Regions from separate parts of the Homo sapiens genome. Here region 1 is linked to region 2. A link is a loop called in an ENCODE intact Hi-C map of the cell type or tissue named here. Cell type or tissue: ascending aorta. All regions are shown on one strand. Each heading gives the region's core, and the rest is flanking DNA. Links, peaks and the distances in the headings are about the cores only.

What was found. A loop is a pair of places that touch in the nucleus more often than their neighbours do. Peaks named below come from ENCODE experiments on the same cell type or tissue, not always from the same donor. Only the 100,000 strongest peaks of a DNase experiment are listed, where the experiment ranks them.
Region 1: it touches region 2 in a loop (2.7-fold over the local background); 3 of 110 quality-filtered maps call a loop at or near these places.

What each region holds. Positions count from the first base shown.
Region 1 is chr3:100,152,301-100,164,432 of GRCh38, reverse strand. CMSS1 (cms1 ribosomal small subunit homolog) reads right to left here. Exons shown (of 10, transcript NM_032359.4): 3 at 3,932-4,003; 4 at 2,001-2,130. It overlaps LOC105374009 (a long non-coding RNA gene), which reads left to right and starts at 3,729. Exons shown (of 5, transcript XR_007095984.1): 1 at 3,729-4,248; 2 at 11,765-11,906. In ascending aorta, for the core only: no CTCF peak of the experiment used is centred there; no DNase peak of the experiment used is centred there; H3K27ac peaks cover 3,026 bases.
Region 2 is chr3:99,947,019-99,959,150 of GRCh38, reverse strand. All of the region lies in intron 1 of CMSS1 (cms1 ribosomal small subunit homolog), which reads right to left. The region is part of intron 1 of FILIP1L (filamin A interacting protein 1 like); the gene reads left to right. The region is part of intron 1 of LOC105374010 (a long non-coding RNA gene); the gene reads right to left. Among named protein-coding and RNA genes, the nearest start is that of MIR3921, 11 kb to the left of the region's middle. RefSeq lists a silencer at 9,739-9,939. In ascending aorta, for the core only: no CTCF peak of the experiment used is centred there; no DNase peak of the experiment used is centred there; H3K27ac peaks cover 4,284 bases.

The sequences.
Region 1 (12,132 bases), core at 4,697-9,696, 210 kb before region 2:
GACTCCTTAAAAGTTTCTTCTGAGCTTTGACTCTCTCTAACTCCAGAGAGGAGCAAGGTTTACGATGTTCCATGAGGTTACAGAACAGCAGTGGTCCCACTGCTCACAAATCCTTCCTAAGTTCAAGTTGCTCTAACAAAGAACTAGAATGGAAAACTGACCATTGAGTCACAGTAAAAATTAAACTTCAGTTAAAGCTTCAAAAGTGGTTTTGTTAGAATAGTTCCTGTGATAGTGCAGTCAGGACATAGTTTTCACAGCAGAGGCCGTGGTGTGCTGAGAAGAGTGGATTATAACTGCTATTGGAACTGTCTGGGCTTAGTAAGTCTAAAAGTCCAGATCCTGCTCATGTGCAAATGCACTCCTTCAATTCCCTAAAGGGTAATCTCCTTGGAAAACAGACAGGGCACTCATGTCTCCAAACCCAATGTGTGTTTTTGAAAAAGGATATCACAAAAGAATTATAAAAATTCAGGGAACAGATTGTTTTTCAGCTTCTCAAGCTTCTAGAAAGCATAAAGTTGTAATGGAAAACGGAAATCAAGCCACCCTCTACTTTTTCCAAAAGCAATATTAGATATGCCTAGTAGTCTATAAATAGCTCATCTGAAGCAGTTGTACCCAAACTTTTATGGTTTGATTTTATGACAACATCTATTTCCTCCCATCCCTGCCTAAAAGAGTTAAAGGATGCATTATAATTTTGAAATTAATTAAAATTAGTTGTTTAAGCTGGGTATGGTGGCACGTGGCTATATTCCCAGCTACTCGGGAGGCTGAGATGAGAGGATCCACTTAAGCCCAGGAGTTCGAGGCTGCAGTGAACTACGATGGTGCCACTGCACTCCAGCCTGGGCGACACAACAAGACACTGTCTCTAAAATAAATAAATAAATATTTTTAAAAAATTAGCTGTTTAAATTTTGTAATATCTTTTAGCTTAATTATAAATACACTAAGGCAGAGGATCTAAAATTCTAGTAGGCCTAAGAATCCCTTGAGGCAAAGTGTCAGCCTCGCAAAACATACAGAATTTTGTTCCTACCTTTTGACAGTTTGCTTGAAAGAGTCTGGCCTGCAACCTAAAATACTATTCTAAAAACCATGACTAGAAATCCATAATAAGAGCAACAACAAAACTAAATTGCTTATTAAGGCTAAAGTTCTTGTCTATAATAGTTGAGTAAATCAGTGTTTCACATCCATACTTTTAAATGTGTACTTCAACTTCTATCCTCATGATGAATTCCTACTCATTGAATAGTTTGTTAAAAATGCACACCCAACAATTAACCTTTTGAATAAAAAAATACAATCACAAATCTTAATATTAGATTTGACAAATACTGTTTAGCATCCAGTAAGGATATAATCTATCAGTTAAAACTATTTGATATAATCTATCAGTTAAAACTATTAGATTGAGGAAAAGAAGTATTATGTTTCTTTTTTTTCTTTGAGATGGAGTCTCGCTCTGTCCCCCAGGCTGGAGTGCAATGGCGTCATCTTGGCTCACTGTAACCTCGGCCTCCCAGATTCAAGTGATTCTTCTGCCTCAGCCTCCCAAGTAGGTGGGATTACAGGCGTGTGCTACCACACCCAGCTAATTTTTGTATTTTTTAGTAGAGATGGGGTTTCACTATGTTGGCCAGTCTGGTCTTGAACTCTTGACCTCAAGTGATCCACCCGTCTCAGCCTCCCAGAGTGCTGGGATTATAGGCGTGAGCCACTGTGCCTGGCCTGAAAGTATGTCTCTTTAAACAATTATTATTATTATTCTTATTTTTAATAGCGATGAGGTCTCACTGTATCGCCCAGGCTGGTTTCAAACACCTGGGCTCAAGCGATCCTCTAGCCTCAGTCTCCCAAAGTGCTGGGATTATAGGCATGAGCCACCATGCCCGCTGGAAAATGTGTTAATTGACTGCCTGAGACACCTAACCATAACAGATACTTATGTTTTGCTCCTTGTCTTTAGGAAAATTGAAGCTTGGCTATACCTGGCAGGTTCAGTTCTTCTAATTCAATCACCAAGCGTCTGCTGCTATAATAGTCCTTCATCAGCTTCTGTAGGTCTTCAGGTAACCCTGGTTTTGGTTCTGATTTTGCAAGAACATCAGTAATTTTCTTCTAAGATATGAGAAAGAAGAAAAATGGGACGACATATTTTAAAATGGCATTTGGTTGGAATAGGTTAGTTCCTCTGGCATTTAAACGGCACATAGCTTTTGGTGTTAGCCAAGTGTGAATGTGGGTTTTAATAAATACATTTGAGAAAATTCACTAAATACTTCTTGGACATAACTATTGCTTTGAAAAATGAAAAAATGATCTAGAAAGCTCCCTGTAACTCTTGGTCTATGACTTCCAAGATAACTAAATTTTTGCAGGCATCTCCATACTGGGGTATTATTTTCTGTTAAAAGTAAAGAAATCTCATTGCTATGGAGAGCTCTCTTTTAGCCCTAGATGATTTATATTCCTGTAGGATTAGAATTTTGAGAATTTCTTGCCCAATCTGGTTTTTGAGGTGCTGAGTCTTAGTTTGGATTTCTGTCATTAGTGTAAAACCCGCAGTAGGAATCTGAGCATAGGGGCCTACTGAGAAGGGGACTTAACACCCTCGATTCTCAGGTCTTGGATAACTGATGGTATTAAAGTGGCCCTATGCAAAGTAGAAAAAATATTACAGGAAATACTTTCCAACATCGATTTTGATTTGGACTCATTTGTGTAGCATGTATTGAATGCTGCAGTAGTAGAAACCCACAATCATTCATTTATTTCCATCATAAGCTTCCCTTCTCACTTCCTTCTAATGTTCCACCAAAGATCCAGAAGGAGCATTCCCCACCCCTGACCCCAGATTTTCCCCCTCCTTCTACAATATCCTCATTTCTAGACACTTGCCAAGAATGGTCAAGCCTCTGTCAAAGAAATTAACTTTTAAAAATATGTCATCAGTGGGCACATTTTAGTGTGACCTCAGTCAAGACTAAACTATCTAGCTAGAGTTTTGACCTTGAGCCACCAAGAACTTAACACTCCAGAAGGCCATTAGTGTACAAATTATCAAAGCGAAGTTAAAGTCACTTATTTAAGGACTTGCCAAACCTCAGCCAATTTGGCATCTCCCATTTTCCTATTTGGCCATTTGTAAGAAAAGAAAACATATGCACACACACTCTCAGTTTTCTAAAAGCTTGCTGTTAAGTAATAGGTTTGAGTCCATCTTCTTTCCTCTAATCCCAATCGTATTTCCTCGGCTGACTTCAGCAGCAGACCCCTCTTGGCAGGGAGAGAATTACACTGCTGTTTTCACAACTGTGGGAGAAGGTCATAGCTAACCATACTTTCTCCAAGGCTGAGCCATAAAAAAGTTTGTATATGAGAAAGAGTCTTTCCTGTGCTCACCAGCAAATATCAAAATGCAAGGTAGGGGAGCTTTTTTGACCTAATTTATGGTTCCAAATTAGTCAGAAGTGCCTCATACTACCTTCATCTGCTTATTATTTTCTTTTTATTCATACTTTAAGGTATAAGGTCTTAAAATCCGGAATGAATAGAAAAAGGAGGTTGGTATATTTCTTTTCATGGACAGAGCCAGAAGGGCCGGGGGAGGATAGCTCTGGACTCCTTCTAGAATTAGAAATCTATGTCTGACATCTGACCACACTGAAAACATAGGGTGGGTAACAAAGATATTTGGCACTCCACAGGACTGAAATAGGAGTCAGAAGAATTTATTCTTAGCTCCAACAGAAACACTTATTAGTAGTGACCTTAGGAAAGTCACCAAACCTCAAAGAATCTTACAATGTCTGCATCTCTTAGGTGGGGATTACAATAGTTGCCTCAAGAAAGTATGATATATAAAAATGTGATGGAAACCATGTGGGGCCATACAAATTTAAGAAATTATTAATATTACCTTTCTTCTTTTCCTGGTCTTGGTGGTATTCTCTTTTCTTTCCTTTGGTTGTATCAAAAAACATTCTTTAGGCTATTAAGAAATACAAATGAGAACATTTTAATCTTTTCATGATAAAGTGTCAATTAGTGGCATGAACCCCAAAGTACTTTCTGCCATGCATGTATTCTTCAGAGTATCTTGGTAATATTCTACAGAAAGAGAGATGCTGGAAGATCTACCGTAGGTTACTATGCAGCGGTTGGGCTGAGAGAATTTGAGAAAGTCAGAAAGCGCAGATGACTTAAGACTGGAGAATCTTTGAGCAAGATCAAATTGTGAGTGAGTGTATATGTGTGCTTGGTGTGGAAGTGCAGTGTATTGGAGATTGAAGACAGTGGCTGAGTTTGTATAATACAGCAGAAATCGATGTGATTAAAATTAAGATGTGGTAAGACAGTCTTTGACTAGAGTGACTAAGGTTTTCCATGAACTAGCTGTGTGTGAGCCTACATTTCCAAGTCACTGGTTTATTGTTTTGTATTATACATTCCTTTCCTCTTTTCAATAAGCATAGAAAATCCAAAGTAAGATATATTAACTTACGTTTTTATAAACCAGCTGCATCAAATGCCTTTGCTATAATGACTACAAAATGAATGTCTTTGCTACTAGTCTGATAACCGTCTCAGCACCACAGTATCTAGAGTAATCTGTTTTGCCTGTTGCCTTGACCCCTGAGTACCCCAGTTTAGTACTATTTTTACCCTGAGGGCTTTTTTCTAATGTAGAAAAACAGGAAATTTGGACTAAGACCTTGATTTATAAAATAGAATGCCCCAGATTCCATATTTATTAATCATAAGCAGGAGTATAAAATGTTTCCTGTGCTGGACCTTTTATGCAACATTGTCAAACAAGTTGCCAAGTAAGATATAAAATGTAAGTGAAAACTTATTCTGAGTTTTCCTTGATTAACTTTCCATTCCAACCAGAGAATACTCAGTTTAAACTGATAAGCTACTAACTAAAGCAATCTTGTCTCCACTGGCTCTGCTAAAATGATTACAGATGAATCTTTCTATGAAAGCTTGCAGACAGCCTGCAGATTGAGAATGTCTATGGCCTGAAGTCAGAGAGAAAGATATAATACTACATAATTTCTTCAAGACATGGGGCCAAAGACCCGCAGTTTCAAGATTCTCTTTTAGTTATTACAGAAATAGATTTAAAAAGTTCAGGATTAAAGTGACATGGGAAATCTTGAAATTTTAGTTTCCTCTAAGATAAAACAAAAAACCTGCAAAGAGCAATTGCATCATAGCTAAAGAAAAGAGAGATATGGCTTCTTTTATTTAGAAAGTTAAACTGTCTTGTGGATGTAGATACATGCCAATTTGATGCTGGTACATGCCAATTAGAGACTGTGCCAAGGCCACTAATATGTCACAGAAGCTGCCAGATGGCCATAAGAGTCCAATTACAAACCAGGCCAGTGTTCAGCTCATGTTCCTAAGGCAAAGGCCGGGATATGATTAGCAGATCCCTTAAACTATACTGCATTATCTCTACCAGTATCAAGGTTTTTGGGAAGCGTATTTAGAAACCTGTTACAATCTATTAACGTATGGAGGTGTTCTCGAGGAATATGTTCAGTGTACTGGTTGCATTTGTGCTAGGTTTACAAAGCCAATTAATTAAAACATGACATAAATTAAATCTAGAAATGAGCTCAATTGTAAGAATATGGACTCTTTAATTCTGGGAGAAAAAATAAAAATGTAATTCTGAATCATGCACAGGAAAACGAAACATGCTTGATGAACTGCTTTAGCCATGATATTGCTTCAGTTAAATGATAGGTTCAAATTCTTACATCATCCTAAAGGAAATGCAAAATAATCTTTGGTTTTGGAGACTAGTTACTTTAGCTGGCTGTGGTAGGGTGCCAATGAAGAGGCCAATTTTATGGGGTCAATTTCCATAGAGGTGAGATGACTTTATGGAGAAATCCAAATCCACAGTATTGAAAATTCTTACATTTAGTTAACTGCTTTATGAATGTTGCTGTTTACCCTCAGGGAGACTAGGTAGGAAGATGTGAAAGAATCCGGCCAAGCCACTAAGCATTTCTGGAAACCAATTCCAACACTGTGTGACTTTGACAGTTGATAAGTAATGTCATTTCTTTATATGAAATGTAGCAATTTTAAATATGTAGTCTGAAGAATCACACTCCCCTAAAAAAATGTTGCTTTTAAGGGAAGCAACTAGAGCATATTTTCAATTCCTTAAAGTATCAAAAATTACTTTAAGAATGATTCTCCTGGTTACACATGGCAAATGGACCTCAAAATACCAGTAAACTGAAAATAAAGGGCATTGAAAAGGACCTATTGAGCAGGATCTATATAAAAACCAAGAAACCAGGAGAGAGAACAACAGTAATGGAGAGATTTCAACAACTTTTTGGAAAATGGAAAGTGGCTGGAGCTGGATAGAAGTGACTTGGCACAGAGAGAAAGCTAGCAGCTGGGTTTCAGAAGGGGTGGAAGCTAACAATAAGTAAGTCTTTGACCTGCTCGACTCTGAGAAGGTCCAGTACTTTGGAGGCACAAAGTACTACAGAGAGTAAAGGGTTAAAAAAGAAGAGATTGGCTGAAAGTTTATATTTAGAATGATTAGCTACTCCTGTCCCCCACTAGGTGATATCTCCTACCCTGGTAGCCAAGCAACTATCCCATTACTGCTTCCTTTCACCTTGCCTGTCCTGCCAGCCGACTGGAGATCTATTCTCTGAAGACATCAAGAGGATCAAGGCTGGGCCAGGGGAGAAAGGGCAGAGGCTGAGGCTTGCCTCCATTTCCTGTCCCTATTCCATGCTTACATATTGCAGGCAGGAGACTACTGAATTCCTCTTTGGAAAAATGGAATGGCCTAAAAGAAATACCATCAGAGAGTGACGTTTGGGAGTTCCATAGTAAAAAATCCAGCTTGTTATCCTATCACCCTACCATGAATACACTAATTGACAAACCCAACTCATCACTGTTTCAGTGTATCTCTCTTCAATAAGAATGGATAGCTAAGGTTCCTCAGACATCTAAGGAAAGTCTCCAACACAAGAGCAAATAAATAACAAAAAGAAAAATGAACCTAGAGAAAAGTGGGATGGTACCTCAAAATAATGACAATTCATATCCTCAGAGAGATAAGGGAAGATTTTGCAACCATGAAACAAGAACAAGATGCTGTAAAAATGGGAAAAACAGTTAAGCATTAAAACAAATAAGAAATGTGGAATAAAAATAAACGAGGAAGGCTTGAAGATAAAGTAGAGGCAATGTCCCAGAAAGAGATGAAAAATGAAAAGAAAAAAGTGGTGAGAAAATCAGAGAATCAGCCCAAGAGATTCAATTTTTCAATAAATGATATTATAGAAAAAGAGATCACATAAAACAGTAGGGGGCTTGGCATGGTGTCTCATGTCTGTAACCCTAGTGCTTTGTGGGGCCAAGGTGGGAGGACTGCTTGAGGCCAGGAGTTTGAGACCAGCCCTGGTTACATAGTGAGACCCTGTCTCAACAACAACAACAACAACAAAAAACAGCCAGGCGTGGTGGCTCACACCTGTAATCCCAGCACTTTGGGAGGCCGAGGCAGGTGGATCACGAGGTCAGGAGATTGAGACCATTCTGGCTAACATGGTGAAACCCCATCTCTACTAAAAATACAAAAAATTAGCCAGGCGTGGTGGCAGGCGCCTGTAGTCCCAGCTACTTGGGAGGCTGAGGCAGGAGAATGGAGTGAACCCGGGAAGCGGAGCTTGCAGTGAGCCAAGATCGTGCCACTGCACGCCAGCCCGGGCGACAGAGCGAGACTCCGTCTCAAAAACAAAAACAAAAACAAACAAAAAGGCTGCGCGTGGTGGCTCACGCCTGTAGTCCCAGCACTTTGGGAGGCCGAGGAGGGCGGATTACGAGGTCAGGAGTTCAAGACCAGCCTGACCAACATGGTGAAACCCCGTCTGTACTAAAAATACAAAAATTAGCTGGGCGTGGTGGCGCACGCCTGTAATCCCAGCTACTTAGGGGGCTGAGGCAGGAAAATCTCTTGAACCTGGGAGGCACAGGTTGCAGTGAGCCAAGATTGCGTCACTGAACTCCAGCCTGGGTGACAGAGCCGAACTCTGCCTCAAAAAAAAAAAAAAAAAAAAAAAAAAAGAAAAAAAATTAGCTAGTGTGGTGGCGCATACCTGTACTCCTAGCTACTTGGGAGGCTGAGGCAGGAGGACCTCTTGAGCCCAGGAGTTCAACGTTGCAGTGAGCTATGATTGTACCACTGCACTCCAGCATGAGTGACAAAGTGAGACCCTTGTCTCTAAAAAGGAGTCATCAAAGACATAAAACATGACAAAATAAAATTTAAAAAAAAGAAATATATATGACAAACTTTTGTGTTGCCTGAAGGAAACTTTCTAGAACATAAAACTCCAGATTGAAAGCCCATTAGGTATAGGGTACTATGAATATGAAAAATACCCATACCAAGGAGCATCACTGTGAAATTTCAGAAAATCATGGGCAAAGAAGATTCTAAAATTTTCCCCTTCAAAATAATAACATACAAAATACAAAGGATCAGAAAAAAGAATAGTGCCAAGATTTCTAAAAAGCAATAATGGATGCTAGAACTTAATGGAATGATGCTTTCAAAATTATGAATAAAGTTTATTTGCAAATTAAACTTTTATACCCAGCCAAAGTATCAATCAAGTGTAAGAGTAGAATAAAGACATATTCAAATATGAAGTCTCAAAAAATTTACTTCCTACCTGCAGATACTGAAGGCTGTATTTCAGAATATAAAGGGTGAAACCAAACAAAAGGAAGCTATGGGATTTAGCCAAAAAGGAGTCCAGCCCAGGAGGGTGCTGAAGGGGCATCCTAGGATGACAGTTAAGAGGTCTCAATTGTTCAGTGGGCCTGGAGAATAACCAGTTTGGAGTGAAATAGAAATATGGAGTTTTGCAGCAAAACAAAACAAAACAAAACAACTAATCTATTTGAGCATATGGAAAATATTATTCATGGGAATGTGGAAGAGATGTTGGAACATATGGAAACAATTAACAATAGGAACAGAGTAAGCCAGGCAAATAAAGAAATGAAGCAACTGTTAATGCCATGAAAATAAAGAGCTGTATAAGAAAGGAGGGATGGTTATAGCTTCTTTCTCTCAGTGTTGAACAATATTTCCATCATCATAATGATGTAATAGTGACAACTGTTTTGACCAAAATGTGGTATCTTGTTGGCAGGGGAGGCAGCAGTTGGTGAGGAAATAGGAAGTATAATAGATAGGAGAACCATGTCCTCATATGCTATGTCAGGATGTCAGTAGATTATGTCAGAAATCGATAAGTCAAGAAATACCCGTGTAAACTGTAAGGCAGAAAGTAAGGAAAAAAGCTAGAGAAGCTGAAGTTTTCTCTTAGTAAATAAGTAATACTGTTTGATTTTTAAATTTTTTAAATTTTTATTTTTTGAGACAGAGTCTTACTCATTCTGTTGCCTAGGCTGGAGTGCAGCATCATGATCTCAGCTCACTGCAACCTCCGCCTCCTGGGTTCAAATGATTCTCCTGCCTCAGCCTCCTGAGTAGCTGGGATTACAGGGGTGTGCCTCCATGCCTAGCTACTTTTGTATTTTTTGTAGAGTTGGGGTTTCACCACATTGGCCAGGCTTGTCTTGAATTCCTGACCTCAAGTGATCTGCCCGCCTCAGCCTCCCAAAGTGCTGGGATTTACAGGCCATGAGCCACCACGCCCAGCTGATATTTTTTAAAAATATATGTATGATTATTAGGTTGGTAAAAATAAAAAAATTTAAATTGCCATTTTACAACAAAACAAGCATGTTCATTATAAAGATAAAAACAACTTAGAAGTGGCTTTTAGTTTCTTTTGGACATGGTCAAAGTTATTCAATACACACTCACCAAAATGTCAAACATTAAAAGGCCAATAACTCCAAATGTTGACAAGGATGTACAGCAACCAAAACTCTCACACACTGATAGTGGGGGTGCAAAATGATACATTATATAGGAAAAAGATCTGACAGTTTTTTTTTATGAAATTGAAGATGACTCAGCAATTGTCATGTATTTACTAAACAAAAATAAAAATACATGTTCTGCTCTGATGTGAACACTATACAAACATCACTATGTACCCCATAAATACGTAGAATTATTATGTGTCAATTAAAAATGTAAAAAAAATAAAAAAGCTTAAAAACCATTCCCCAAGAAACTTGTATGTGAATATTCATGGTGGATTTATTCACAATAGTGCCAAACAAGAAATAGTCCCAGGCTGGGGTGGCTCACACCTGTAATCCCAGCACTTTGGGAGGCCCAGGTGGACGGATCACTTGAGGTCAGGAGTTCAAGATCAGCCTCGCCAACAAGGTGAAACCCCGTCTCTACAAAAATACAAAAATTGGCCAGGCATGATGGCAGATGCCTGTAATCCCAGCTACTCAGGTGGCTGAGGTGGGAGAATTGCTTGAATTCAGGAGGCAGAGGTTGCAGTGAGCTGAGATCGCGTCATTGCACTCCAGCCTGGGCGACAGAGCAAGACTCCATCTTAAAAAAAAAGAAAAAAAAAAGAAAAAAAAAGAAATAGCCTCAGGTGTCCATCAATAGAGGAATGGATAAACAAAATGGTACATTTGTATAACTGAATACTACTCAGTGTTCTAAACTGAATTGTATTGCCTTGAAAGTCATATGTTAAAACCCTAACCCCCAATGCCACTATATTTGGAGATAGGGCCTTTAAAGAGGCAACTAAGGTTAAATGAGGTGTCATAAGGGTGGAGCCTCAATTCAATGTGACTGGTGTCTTTATAAGAAGAAGAGACACCAGGGATATGCACAGACAGAGAAAAGACCATGTGAAGACATAGTGAGAAGGCCATCTGCAAGTGAAGGGGAGAGGCCTCAGGAGAAACCACACCTGTAGACATCTTGATCGCAGACTTCTAGCTTTTAGAACTGTTGTTTCAGCCACCCTGTCTATGGCATTTTGTTATGGCAGCCCTAGCAGACTTAATGTGCTCAGCGATAAAAAGAAGTGAAATACTATACACTGACATGGAGGAATCTAAATAATACTGTGTCGAATGAAAGAAGCCTTAAACAAAACAGCATGTAACTGTATGATTCCATTTATATGCCATTTTAGAATAGGCAAAATTAATTTTTTAGAAAAAATATCGGAACAGTTGTTGCCTCTGAGGCAAGGAATTTAGCATCGTGATTGACCCAGGTGGCATGAAAGGATTCTGGGGGTGATGATCCTGTTTTTTCAATCCAGACTGGGCTTTGAATTACATAGTTGTATTTATTTGTCAAAATTCATTGAATGGTATATTTGACATTTGTACATTTATTGTATATTAACTTTACCTCAAAAGAAAATATACATACTTTAAGATAAATATTAAACATTAGTCAGTGATATGCATGCTGAAGTATCTGGAGTGAGTGTACTGATTTTGCAAACTACTCTGAAATGTGTCAAAAGTAAAGTGATTGATGAAGAATGCGCTTGAACAACACTATGAAATTTTGGACTTTGAAGACATGGAAGGTGAGGGCTTGAAGAAAGAAAAATCTTATTGGAAACTAAAGGAAAGGGGCTCTTTGTTATGCAGTGGTAGAAAGTTTAGCAATACAGTTTTCTGAAATTATATGGAAAATGTGTCTATTGGCAAGGGTAATCTAGCTAAGGAGATTTTCAAATAGTGTTGAAGGTGACACCTGATTTCTTCTTGGGTCTTACAGGAAGGCGTTGAATTGAGAGAAGGAAGATTAAAGATGAAATCAAGGGTGTGACTTAAAACCATTCGTGAAGACCTCAGAAGAAACAAAGATGGTGCCTCAGAATACGATTCAGTCACATAGGAGCGCTTTAAATAAATTAAGGGTGTGCTCACAGATTTTTTTAAACAAGCTGCCTCTAGGAAGCTTAAGGAATATTGCCTCATATTCTCTCAGCAAGGGCCCAAGGTAGAGAAGAGATTAGGGGTGTGACTTCTGCCTAATGGAGTGAACCCCCAGAAGCATCACAGGTGACACCCACAGTTTTTAAAGGAGGTATATATGCAGAAATACCACTAGTTTGGGCTGAGAGAGTCAGAGAACAATGAGAA
Region 2 (12,132 bases), core at 4,750-9,749:
ATAAAGTTTGGGAAAAATGGAAACTACTTGAACATTTACACAATGAATTTTTTTTAAATTACCATCATATCCTGATGTGTTTTCAAATTCTGTTACATTTATAACCTATTTCAATAATTTATCGGATTAAAAAAATGAAGGAACAAATAGTTACCAAGGCATGATAATTTGCTGTTTTTACACACAAGAATCCAGTGGTATAGAGCTCATTATTTCCATTTTAGAGACAAGAAAACTTGCTTAGAGACAACTAATAGCTTCCCACTGCCTAAGTGTAAAGCCAAAATTCTTTAAGATGCCAAACTAGTACAGCTATCTCCAGTTCATTTTGACATCTCCTCTGGTCCCTTCTCTGCCTGTTCCACTACATCACCAGCCTCTCCAAAACCTCAAGCTCTAGCCCCATGATCCACACTGCTGTTCCCTGAAGGAGCCCTGCTGGCTCATGCCTCTATGCCTCACACTGCCTGCTCTGCCCCCAGCTCTCTTCTTCTCCTGCAAGAGTACCAAGATTCAAACCAAGCTTCACTGGAAGTGTATTCTGAAATGTTGTCTAATTCTACTAACCGTAGACCCATGTGACCATTTCCCCGTGGAATTCCTCCTACCCTTCTGTGGCACATACATGTTATAATTCTTGTTGGCTCTCAAATGTCTCCTTTCTTTGCATGGTCCTTGAAAGGTGGGCCTGAGTGCTATGTAAGCACTTTCCTGCTGGGCTCAGTCACACACTGCCCACTGTAGCAGCTTTTTCATGGCTGGCATTAACAGGCCCTAGTTCTCTCTCTTCATGGCTCTGCTCAAGCCGTGGCAGTTAAAAATAGACCCTGGGTGGCTGGTTATTTTCCCTTTCTGTTACTGTTCTCTTAAATTCAAACTAAACCTCCATGTTACCTTCAAATAATAATAATAATAATAATAATAATAATAATAATAATAATAATAATGCATGCAGGGCTTAATACCTAGGTGATGGGTTGATAGCTGCAGCAAACCACCACGGCACAGATTCACCTATGTAACAAACCTGCACATCCTGCACATGTATCCTGGAAATTAAAATTAAATTAATTTAAATTGAAAAAAAAAAAGAAGTGACATTTCTGAGCCCATTGAGCCTTTATATAAACATATGAATATCCAGCCCTAATAACTAAAAAGAGGCTATCTTGGAAAATGCTTTGTGATGTGCTGTTTCATATCACTGAAAGAAACCTGTGTTTTCATTAAACAGGTTCCAAACACAGGTTTTGTTGAATCTAAAAAATGACATTTCAGCTGTTATTAGGCCTATATTAAGAACATACAAATATCCAGGCCTAAGAACTAAAAACAAGCTATGTGTGAAAAAGCTTTGTGATGTGCTGCTTTATATCACTGAATGGAACCTGTGTTTTCATTAAACAAGTTCCAAACAAACACACACACCAAAAAAAAAAAAAAAAAAAAAAAAAAAAGAAAGAAAGAAAAGAGAAAAGGAGAAGTGCCAAGTAACTACTGATTAGCTTAATTTCCAGTCTGACGGCTGAACTACTCTGCAGAGGTTCATAGGAGGCCCCAGAGGGTGAAAATTCCAACTGTTTACGGTATTAAAGAAGTGATTAAGAGCACTGTTTTGTTCCTTAAAAGATGTCTGATGATATTACCACACAGAAACCTAATGAGGATCTTTCATGTCTCTCTCTCTATATATATATACACACATATGTGTAGATACATAATTTTGTGTTAGCATTTCAAAAATATCACAACTATTTGTGAAAAAAACAACATTCTGGCTTCAAGTCTTGGTTGGGTTGGCTTTCTTCAACTAAATACTTTCTGTTAATGCTTAGAATATGTGGAAATCAGAATTCTTAAGAATAGCTGCTATGCATACAATGCATGTGGTTCATTCGCTGCTGTTACTACTTTCCATGCTTTATCACCGGCTTGGCCCTTTCACTGCCAAATCAGATCACCCTGATGAATGTTTTGTCACTCCTCTACTTCATACAGTATTTTTTTTGCTGTATATCAAATAAAAAATAAATGTACAAACATAAACACAAGTATTTTTATTCTTACAGTATGTTAAGCAGGGTTAAGAGGAGGTACAAAATAGCATCAAGATTTCTAGCTTGGGCAGCTGGGAAAAAGACAGCATTATTAAATCCAGCTAGAGCCCTGGACAGAAATAGGTAGGAAGACCTCTTTAAGAAGAGGTTCCTGGATTTGGAAATTAGGAAGCCATTGGTGAGGGCAGAAGCTGGACTGTAAGTCGGGGGTGGGAAATTAGGAGATGAGTACAATGAATTCAGGCAATGTGAAGATGGAAGAGAAACTGGCAGAGTGGGGAGCAGGGAAAGGGAGATTTTATTAGAAAGTGGGACCACTGGGCGTGTTATAAAGTTGTGGAAAAAGAACCAATAGTGAGAAAGAAACTACAGCTACAGAAGGGAAGGGGGTATTTGATGGGCAAGATTTAAGAGGCGATGCTTATGATCCAAAGCTTACATGGAGGTGGCTGGGCGCGGGGGCTCACGCCTTTAATCCCAGCACTTTGGAAGGCCGAGGCAGGTGGATCATCTGAGGTCAGGAATTCGAGACTAGCCTGGCCAACGTGGTGAAACCCCATCTATAATCTCATCATTAGCCGAGTGTGGTAGTGGGTGCCTGTAATCCCAGCTACTAGGGAGGCTGAGACACAAGAATCACTTGAACCTAGGAGGCGTAGTTTGCAGTGAGCCAAGATCATGCCAGGGCACTCCAGCCTAGGTGACAGAGCAAAAGTCCATCTCACAAAAACAAACAAAGCTTAGATGGAGGGGACAGAATCGGAAACCAAGAGCAATACTTCCAAAGACAGGAAAAGGAGAACATGTGTAAAGATGTGAAGAGGTGTTGGGGGCAGAGGAAGGAAAGCAACAAAGAAGAAAGGTGAGGAAGGTGAAGGTGTTTGTGAAGGGTGAGAGTGGTTAAGGAATAAGTGGAAGAAAGGGCATGAAAAGAGTGTTAAAGCTTTGGAATCATGGCTTAGCAATGAGACAGAGGCAATAAGGAATGAATAAATCTATTATTGACAGGACCCATTTGAAGCTGGAAACTTAAAAACGTGTCAGTCAATGAACACTTACTGAATAACTCTGAAGTGGCAGGCACCTTACAACCTAGCCAAGGACTCCAAGGTCAAGTCCGGGAGTTAGGCAAGTAAATACGTCATAACAATGTGGTAAGCGCTATGTAAGAAGTCTACATAGGTTATATGGGAGAACAGAGAAGATGCGTTTAATTCAAGGGTGGGATGGGATGTAGTTTCCTGGAGGGGGAATATCTGTAATCTGTGAAAATGGAGAACAGGCCATTCGAAATTCCATCTTATTTCCTTCCAGGATACACTAATGTGGAAGGAAGGTACATGACCATACTCTATGTAAAATCAAGCAATTAAATACATTGGCACTGAAGGATCTTCATCATCAATGCTCCAGGAAGTTATTTCATTATCATCAAAGAGTTTGATAGGCAAGACTAACGGAGCTCCAGGAAAATATGATTAATTTTTTTCACAGTCTTTCACAAGTAAAAAAGTGTCTGGCTTTGGCTGTATATCTTGTTAGAGTTCTCAAGCATTGCTGGGAACTGTTCTGAGGAACTGGCTTCCTGATTCAACTTGGGCCACTAAATTCCGGTTTAATAATTACTTCTATTATCCCCCAGAGCCAAGCACAAAGCAAATATTTTCTTAAATGCCTTCGCTAAAAAAATCAATTATCTAGCCTTTGTTTTCATCTTTTAAAAATGTTGTAGGTATCTTTCCATGAGAAACAAATATTCCGTAGGTCTCTGTTTATACTCCTTGTCATTTACAACTCTGAAAATCAAAGTCTTTACTAAGTTTTGCTAATAGCTCTGTTCCATCCTCTGTGTGAGCATGCCACTTTATTACTACAGAGAAGACTTGAGTTCTGACCTGCAGGTTCTTAATAGAAAAAACAGCACCCCATTGCTAGAATGATACAGCCATAGAATTGAAAGGGGCCTTGAAACCACTTGTGTAATCACTTAGGTGATGAAAGACAAATTACCCAGCACTTGATCTAATTTTCTGTTTTAAGTGAGAGAAGATACCCTTTCATTTACCATTATATAATGGAATCTTTGTAAGAGGCAAAACAGATGAGAGGAGAATGGCAGGATTTTTCTATTCAAAGTGATTTTGCCTTTGCTAACATTTATTGTGGGCTTATTTTATGCCAGACGTGGTGCTTAGCACTTCAATTATTTCATTTTACCCTAACAATAATCCTAACAGTCTGTTGTGACTTTTTTTTTTCTTTTTTTTTGAGACAGAGTCTTGCTCTGTGGCTCAGGCTGGAGTGCAGTGGTGTGATCTCAGCTCACTGCAATCTCCACCTCCCGGGTTCAAGCGATTCTCCTGCCTCAGCCTCCTGAGTAGCTGGGATTACAGGTGGGCACCACCATGCTTGGCTAATTTTTGTATTTTTAGTAGAGACGGGGTTTCACCATGTTGGTCAGGCTGGTCTCGAACTCCTGACCTTAAGTAATCCACCTGCCTCCACCTCCCAAAGTGCTGGGATTACAGGTGTGAGCCACTGTGCCCAGCCCAGTTATTCTTATTTTATAATGAGGAAATTGAGGCTTAGAGAAACTGAGAGTCAAACAGAGGTTGAGTTCTTTTTCTGGTTTTGCCATTAACTGATGAGTGACTGTCATCAAGTTTCCTAATGTCCCTTGTTTGTGTTAAACTGGGAGCCATTATGATACCTATCTCACAGTGTGGCTGGATTATTATGTGAGATACTGGCCCAAAGTGTGTCTAGCATGAATATTATACTCCCTCTTGGCAGCAGGATGGGGTATCAGAGAGAACCTGGGCTGTGGAATTAGATGACCTGGGCTCAAAGCCCAGCTCTACTATTTCTTAGCTATGTGATGTTGGGCATGGACTTCAGCTTCCTGATCTTCAAGTTTGTCACCTGTGAAATATGAAGACCAATATTTGTACCTCACAGTTACTGAAGTGTTAAGTGAGATGAGCCCTCATACAGCTTGCTTAGCCTAAGGCTGCTACAAACTGAGATGCCACCACCTTCTCCTCCTTGAGGGTCACATGTACAACAAGGTAACTCTCTTAAGGGTGCAACAAAAATAAGGAATGCAACTTCTAAGAAGACTGCAGGGGAGCTTTAAGAGACTTACAATGTGGGAAGAGAGGCACTGGTCAACCACAGAGCAGGTCAGTGTGGGAGGTATGCCTTGGTGCCTTCTGCCTCCAGCATGGGCAGACTATTTGTGGATCAAGGAAGACAGGATTCCTCATGAAAGGGCACAACTGAATAAGCTAGCTAATTGCCTATGTGGACTGTTTGGGCAGTTCTCTGTCAGTATAGACTGAGTTTCTAGGAAAGGCCATCACTGTGGTTTCATTATCTATGAAAAGCACATTCCAGTAGAAATGACAAGTAATCAGTGTTTCAAATATATTTATAGCATCTTCCTATTAGCAAGACAATAGGAACAGCCCTCACAAAGTCATCTTAGAAAAGACTGGTTGGATTTTATTGAATTCTTTAAAAATGCAAGGATTTAGGACCCCATTCAAAGGTAAAATGGTCCAACGTGGCATGAAATAGAGACAGATCAACTGCCACCTTCCTAGGACATAATAATTATACAACTCCAGTCCAGACAAAGTGACATAAAGGCATCTGTACCTCAAACTGCACCCTCAGAACCTCTGCACTACTTCACTTCCTTAGAATTTCATTGGTTATCTGATTTCTCAGTCTAAGAAATTCTACTTCCTTAGAATTTCATTGGTTTGCCCTATGTCTAGAAGCAAAAACTAGACATAGGGTAGAAGGTAGAAGCAGGTCAGAGGAACAAAGAAACGATTGGTTATAGCTTAACCAATAACTTAACCAATATAAATAAATGATTGTTGACAACACAGAGGAAGTAGAAAATGAAATACAAAAAGATAATATTATTTAATACTTCATATGCTGTTTATATACATAGCATTGACCTTTAAGTATGCAGCTAAGTATGAATTACTTTAAAATATATTTTTATCAAGATGACAATTTTTAAAAAAGTTCTGGCACTTGATAGAGAAAAGGAACAGTCATGAGAAAATCCACCTTCAGAGACCACTCAGTTCAGTGACAAAAACCAAATCAATGAGAGGCTATATTCTGGGTTATTTCCAAAACTATCTACAATCCATTGCCCATTTTGGGGGTATACCTCTATAGCATTCTTTTTTTCATTATGCAGAAAAACAATCCAACATATAAAGATTGAAATTATCCTTAACTAATTCAAATAAAATCTGTAAGACACGTTTTCTTGTGTTTCTTCTTAGGAATATTCATGAGCAATTTAATAATAACTGTTTCTGTTTTTTCCCTTCTTCACTCAAAGCTAGTAAACTATAGATATTATTTAAAAATATAGGGTAGAAAGAGGAAATTCATGCTTCTTGAACAGTGCTCTCTTTCTCTCTGTGTGTATGTGTTTAAAAGCCGTGTATCTATGCCTATAAGAACCAAAGCATAGTGTTTTCTAGCACCAGAAGTTTAATAAACTGAGAATGTAAATGATCCATTCCTTGTGGCTTCTATTCCACAATGACTAAGCCAACCATGAATGAACTCCACACAGATCCTGAATTCTTTACACTGGTTCTCAGAGTTGGAATTTTTGGGGCTGGGGTAGGATCAGCCAGAAAATTATTCTGTTTCCTCAACTTGAACAGACATAATGACTGGCAGAAGAACAGCTGAGGAAAATGTTTGAATTGTATAGTGATAATTTGCTCATTATGAAAATACCTTAGATGTCTAGCTTAAGCCAAAATAATCCAATTGAAACTGCCCTAATTTGATTTAGGAGACAAATTTTGTGATCAGAGACTATATCAGATCTCAAATAGAAATTGACCCTTATTCCCCTTATTAAGTCAACGAAAAAAAAAAACACATCTATAGGAGACTGTGGTCTGTGCGACTCTTAACAACCTCTGGTGATGCCTGTGCCAAATCTATATATTCTCTTTAACAGCTTCAGAGTTGGCCCTAGGTCACATGTGCAGTTACATATGGTCCACTGGAATAAACAGTAATTTTTAAAATAAATTTCAACTAAGGGTGTGGGGGCAGGTATTCTTGCAGATTGACTTACTTATAGGTTCTCTCACTATTACTTCAGAACCTCATCTAAGGCAAGGGTCAGCAAAATATGGCTGTTTTGTAAATAAAGCTTTATTGGAACATAGCCACAGCCATTCACATGTATATCATTCCATAGCTGCTTTCTGGAAAGATAGAGTTTGAGTAGTTGTGGCAGAAACTGCAAAACCTAAAATATTTACTGTTTGGCTCCTTACTGAAAGAGTTTGCTGACCCATGATCTAAGGGTACCTATTGGGTCAATTAGTCACTGGATGTCATTAGGGAAGAGACATAAGGTGGCCAAGCCCAACATAGTGGGGACTGTGTATATGTGGTGGGGGAGGTGGTCAGGCAGCAATGATGGTACAAAAACACTTGCTTCATCACTATTTCTCATCTTTCTTAGTCTACTATCTCACAGAGTTGCAAATACATGAGCTCTACTAGGTCAAGTCCAAGCGATTTTTACCAGGGAGACTGGACTAAAACAAAATCTCATCATTTGATGACTTTCAAGACAACCTCATTCATTCAATCATTCATTCATTCGACAGAGTACATACTATGCGCAAGGTATCCGTGAGCAAACAGACCACGTCCTGTACCCACAGGACTAAGGGTTCAGTGGGGGAGGTTGAAATTCTTTAGATAATAATATAGATGTAAGTAAAATAGCTACTGTAATTACTGGTAGAAGAAGGAGGTCTTAGTGCTACTAGAGTGTATAATGTGGTTATGAAGTCAGGGAGGACTTCTCCAGGAAGTATCAGCTGAGGGCTGAAGGCTAAGTGGGAGTTAGCTGAGTGAACAGCTGAGGGAAGAGGCCCAAGCAGTGAGCACAGCACAGGCAAAGGCCTATGAGTGAGAGAGAAAATAGTTAAGTGTAAGTGACTTAACTCAAGGCCAGCACGTTAGGTGCAGAAAGAGTGACAAAGGGAGGGGCATGAGGTGAAACTGTGGGCCAAACCAAGCAGGGCTTGGATCCCTCTTAACAAGTTTTGAGTTATTCCAAGGGCAGAGTCAAACCCAATAATCCCTGGGTGACAGCCTTCCCCTCCCTCCAGCTACTACTGTCTCCGTGATCAGTTTTTCTCTCTTTCTTTCTCTCTCTCTCTCTTTATTTTTACTCTCCTTTTAATCTTGGGCCAAATACATAGCTCTGTTTTGAATATTTACCTAAGTCTCCAGCACCATATTCAATGAGCACAAAGCAAAAGGAAAACATAACAAAGAATTTAACACACAGCTTTTTCTGAATATATGAAACGTGTAAAGAGAATCGTGGGCTGCCTCCATTCCTCTTTCTGTCTGGGGAGGCGAATATTGGAAATGGTGAGTGGGGATAGTCATACAGCCATGGGCCACTTCCTGCTGGGAACAGCACATTTTAAAACTTCAAGTATACTATCCGATGAATGAAATTTTGTAGCTGAAAAGGAAGGAAAGTCACCAGGGGAGACTAGTGAAAACGGAAGATAATATAAAGAAGTGAAAAAATCTCAGGAATAGGACATGTGCATCATGGCCCTGCCACTTATTAACTTTGTGGCTTTGGGCAACTTACTTAACTTTTCTAAGTTCTGATTTCCCTACCCATAGAAATAAGAATAATCAGGCATCCATCACAGAATTGTTAGGATTAAATGAGATGCTGTAAAAATTTCTAACATTTAGTAAGAGCTCTGGTATAACTATCATCCTTTTCCAGTAATATAGTCTATTTCCGATACATAGCATGGACACAGAGAAACCAGGGCAAGTGGCAAGAGAAAATATAGATAAGGAAGTAAATAAGAAAAAAGTCCTATCTACAGTTACAGTAGGTGGCTCCTTGTGCTTTATAAACTTTACCTACTTTTGTTCTCTAACCTAATGGTTCCAAGTGACTAAGTGACACCTTAAAATGACCTTGTCCCCAATCCTCCTTAGCAGGTAGCCAAAAATACATATAAAGTCGAAGGTAGAAGCATACCTTTGATTATGAAAGTAAAGGTTATTCTGGGAAATAATTAATGATATCCAAGAATATGTATAAAGCAGCAACAGAACAACTCAGCCTGATACCTCCCTAACACACACACAGCTGATTAAGAATGTCCTTGGTAATAATTGTGATGGATTTTAAGGAAAATATGAACAAATCAAAGAATTATTTCTACATGTAAGTCTCATTCTGATTCTCAGAACTTAGAAGACCAAAAAGTAAAAATTCTACTTTAGATACATAATGGCTAAAAGAACCACTACAAATATTTCATTGTGCAACTCTAATCACCTTTTAAGTGTTGTTGTACCTTTCTGATTAGGAAATTATAACATAAGCACCATGCACTTCTTTGTCTTTCTTAGGAAAATATTAAGTACTTTGAAATACAGCCATGTTAGTGCCCTGAGAAAGATTCCAAGGTTGCTATAGAATTGTTTGTTTTTCCTTCTTTCAACTGATAAAACGTACTGCGAGTAAAATTGCCTGTTGAAAGGTGGGACTATACGTGGAAGCACAGACAGTTATGCATTCCTGACTTCCTCAAGTAAAGAACTACTATACAACTGACTTTTTAGACAGAGCTGAAGAACAAAAATCCTAAGTATATTTAAATATTTAACCAAGAAGCCAGTTGCCAACTATGGAGGGTTTTATTTAAATTTAGCTTATTAAAAACAAACAAACTGAATCATACAAATATGTCAAAATAAAAATTGAGGAAACCAGCCTAAAGTTTTTTTGTAGGCCTAGCCTCAGCATTTTTAGAACCAGGAGGTTACAAGGCAAGTTTTTCTTTAGTTATAATCTTAACAATAAATCACTCTGGCTACTTGCTCACAGATTTTTGGGAACTTTATCCTGCTTTCACATTTATGAAATATTCCTCCCAATTTTTTTTGGAATTTACTCACCAAAATTTATGTCAGGTGGCATTCAACTAACAGCTGTATGCTAGGAAATAAAATGGCTAAAGGATTCTGGATATATCTTGAAAGAATTGGCCACATTTTTAAGACCACACAGTTATGCAAAAAGACCCCTCATAGTATGGATGTGTGCTGGTTACAGTGTGCAGTTTACAATGAGGGTGTCCAGTCTCTAAGTCCTGCTGAGAGGGAGTGGGGCAAATCAATCTCCAGATCCTTCCAACCCTGATGATGTCTTATGATTCTGAGGCTCTCTTCTTTCTTCTCTTTTTCTTTCCTTTCTCTTTTTCTTTCCTTCCTTCCTTTTCCTCTTTTTTCCTTTCCTTCCCTTCCACTTCCCTTTCCCTTCCTCTCCCTTTCTCTCTCCTTTCTCCTCTTCTTCTTCCTCTTTCCCTTCCCTTCCCCTCTTTCTTTCTCCCTCCTCCTCCTCCTTCCTCTCTCTCTCCCTTCCCCTCCCCTCTCTTTCTCTCTCCCTCCTTTCTTCTCCTTCGCCTTCTCCTTCTTCTCCCCCTCCCCCTCCCTTCCCCTCCCCCTTCTCAGGCTGAAGTGCAGTGATGATATAATCATGGCTCACTGTAACCTCCAATTCTTGGACTTAGGTGATCCTGATCCTTCTGCCTCAGCCTCACGAGTAGATGGGACTACAGGTGTGCATCACCCTACCGAGCTAATTTTTTTTCTTTCTTATTTTTACTTAATTTTTAAAAAATTTTTTAATTTTTTTATTTTTTTGGAGAGACAGTCTCACTATGTTGCTAAGGCTGATCTCAAACTCCGGGGCTCAAGTGATCGGGTGTGAGACACCATGCCTGGCCTGAGACTCTCTTTTCTAAACAAACTTTGGTTCTTCTCTCCATGTCCTATACCATGCAATGTTTTAGTTTTTGGTATACTGTTTGGTAACCATGTTTCTAATGCACTACTGTTAACTACTTATTTTTTGGACATAAGACAGCATTAAAATGATGACATACTCTATAAATCAGAAACAGAATGTTATAGCTTTAGAATAAAAAATACTTATTATCTTACCACCACCATTGTCTACACAGCTCTGCTTTTAATTTTGTTTGAAATATGCTCTACAGGTCTGATTCTCATATTTTTTATTCAAGTCTATATGATGAGGTAATCTGTAAATATAATAACAGCTTCCTCCATGAAAGGAAAAAATGTGCAAATAAATGTCCTATTGTTAAAGATGAATTATTTGGACAAATATTCTAAATTCTTATTTCATTTTCAAATTCTCAACTTTCAGGGCCTAGAAAGGTAGTATAGTGGTCTACCCCAGCAGTATACATGCCTTCTATTTTTCTTTTTACCTTATTAAAAGTATTCAAAACAATTTTATATTTTTATTTGGTAAGGGAAAAAGAATTTAGAGGGGAGGTAGAATAATGATTATGAGTTGCGATTAAATCCTGCAGCCACTGTCATCATGACTTTAAAACAACGAACAGATATTTTTCTCAGCCGAGGACAGTTCTCATGGACTCCTGCCAGTTTTGTGAAGTCCAGACAAAGTCAAGGTTCCTTTTTAGCTCTGGGTCCCTTCTGGATCCATAGGGAAAAGGCCACTAAGGTGAAGGGGGTGGGGCAGGAAGGACTGGAGAGTGGTTAACTAAATATCCAATAATAGGAGAATGGTTACATAAATAATGGCACCTCCATACAATGAAATACTATGTAGCTATCAAATATCATGGTATGGAAGATTTATGACAATAGCTAATGTTCCCTAAACAATATGTATAGTATAACAGATACAAAGATAAGAAAGTCTATGGGAAACTATACAAAAGGTCAAGGGTATAAATCTCTGCGTGGTTGAATTAAAGGTAAATTTTAAAAATTCTTTGTGCCTGCTTCCCCATTTTTCAGTGCTGAATATATTATTACTTTTTTTTTTTTTTTTTTTTGAGACAGAGTCTTGCTCTGTCGCCCAGGCTGGAGTGCAGTGGCACAATCTCAGCTCATTGCAACCTCTACCTCCCAGCTGCAAGTGATTCTCCCTGCCTCAGCCTCCCGAGTATCTGGG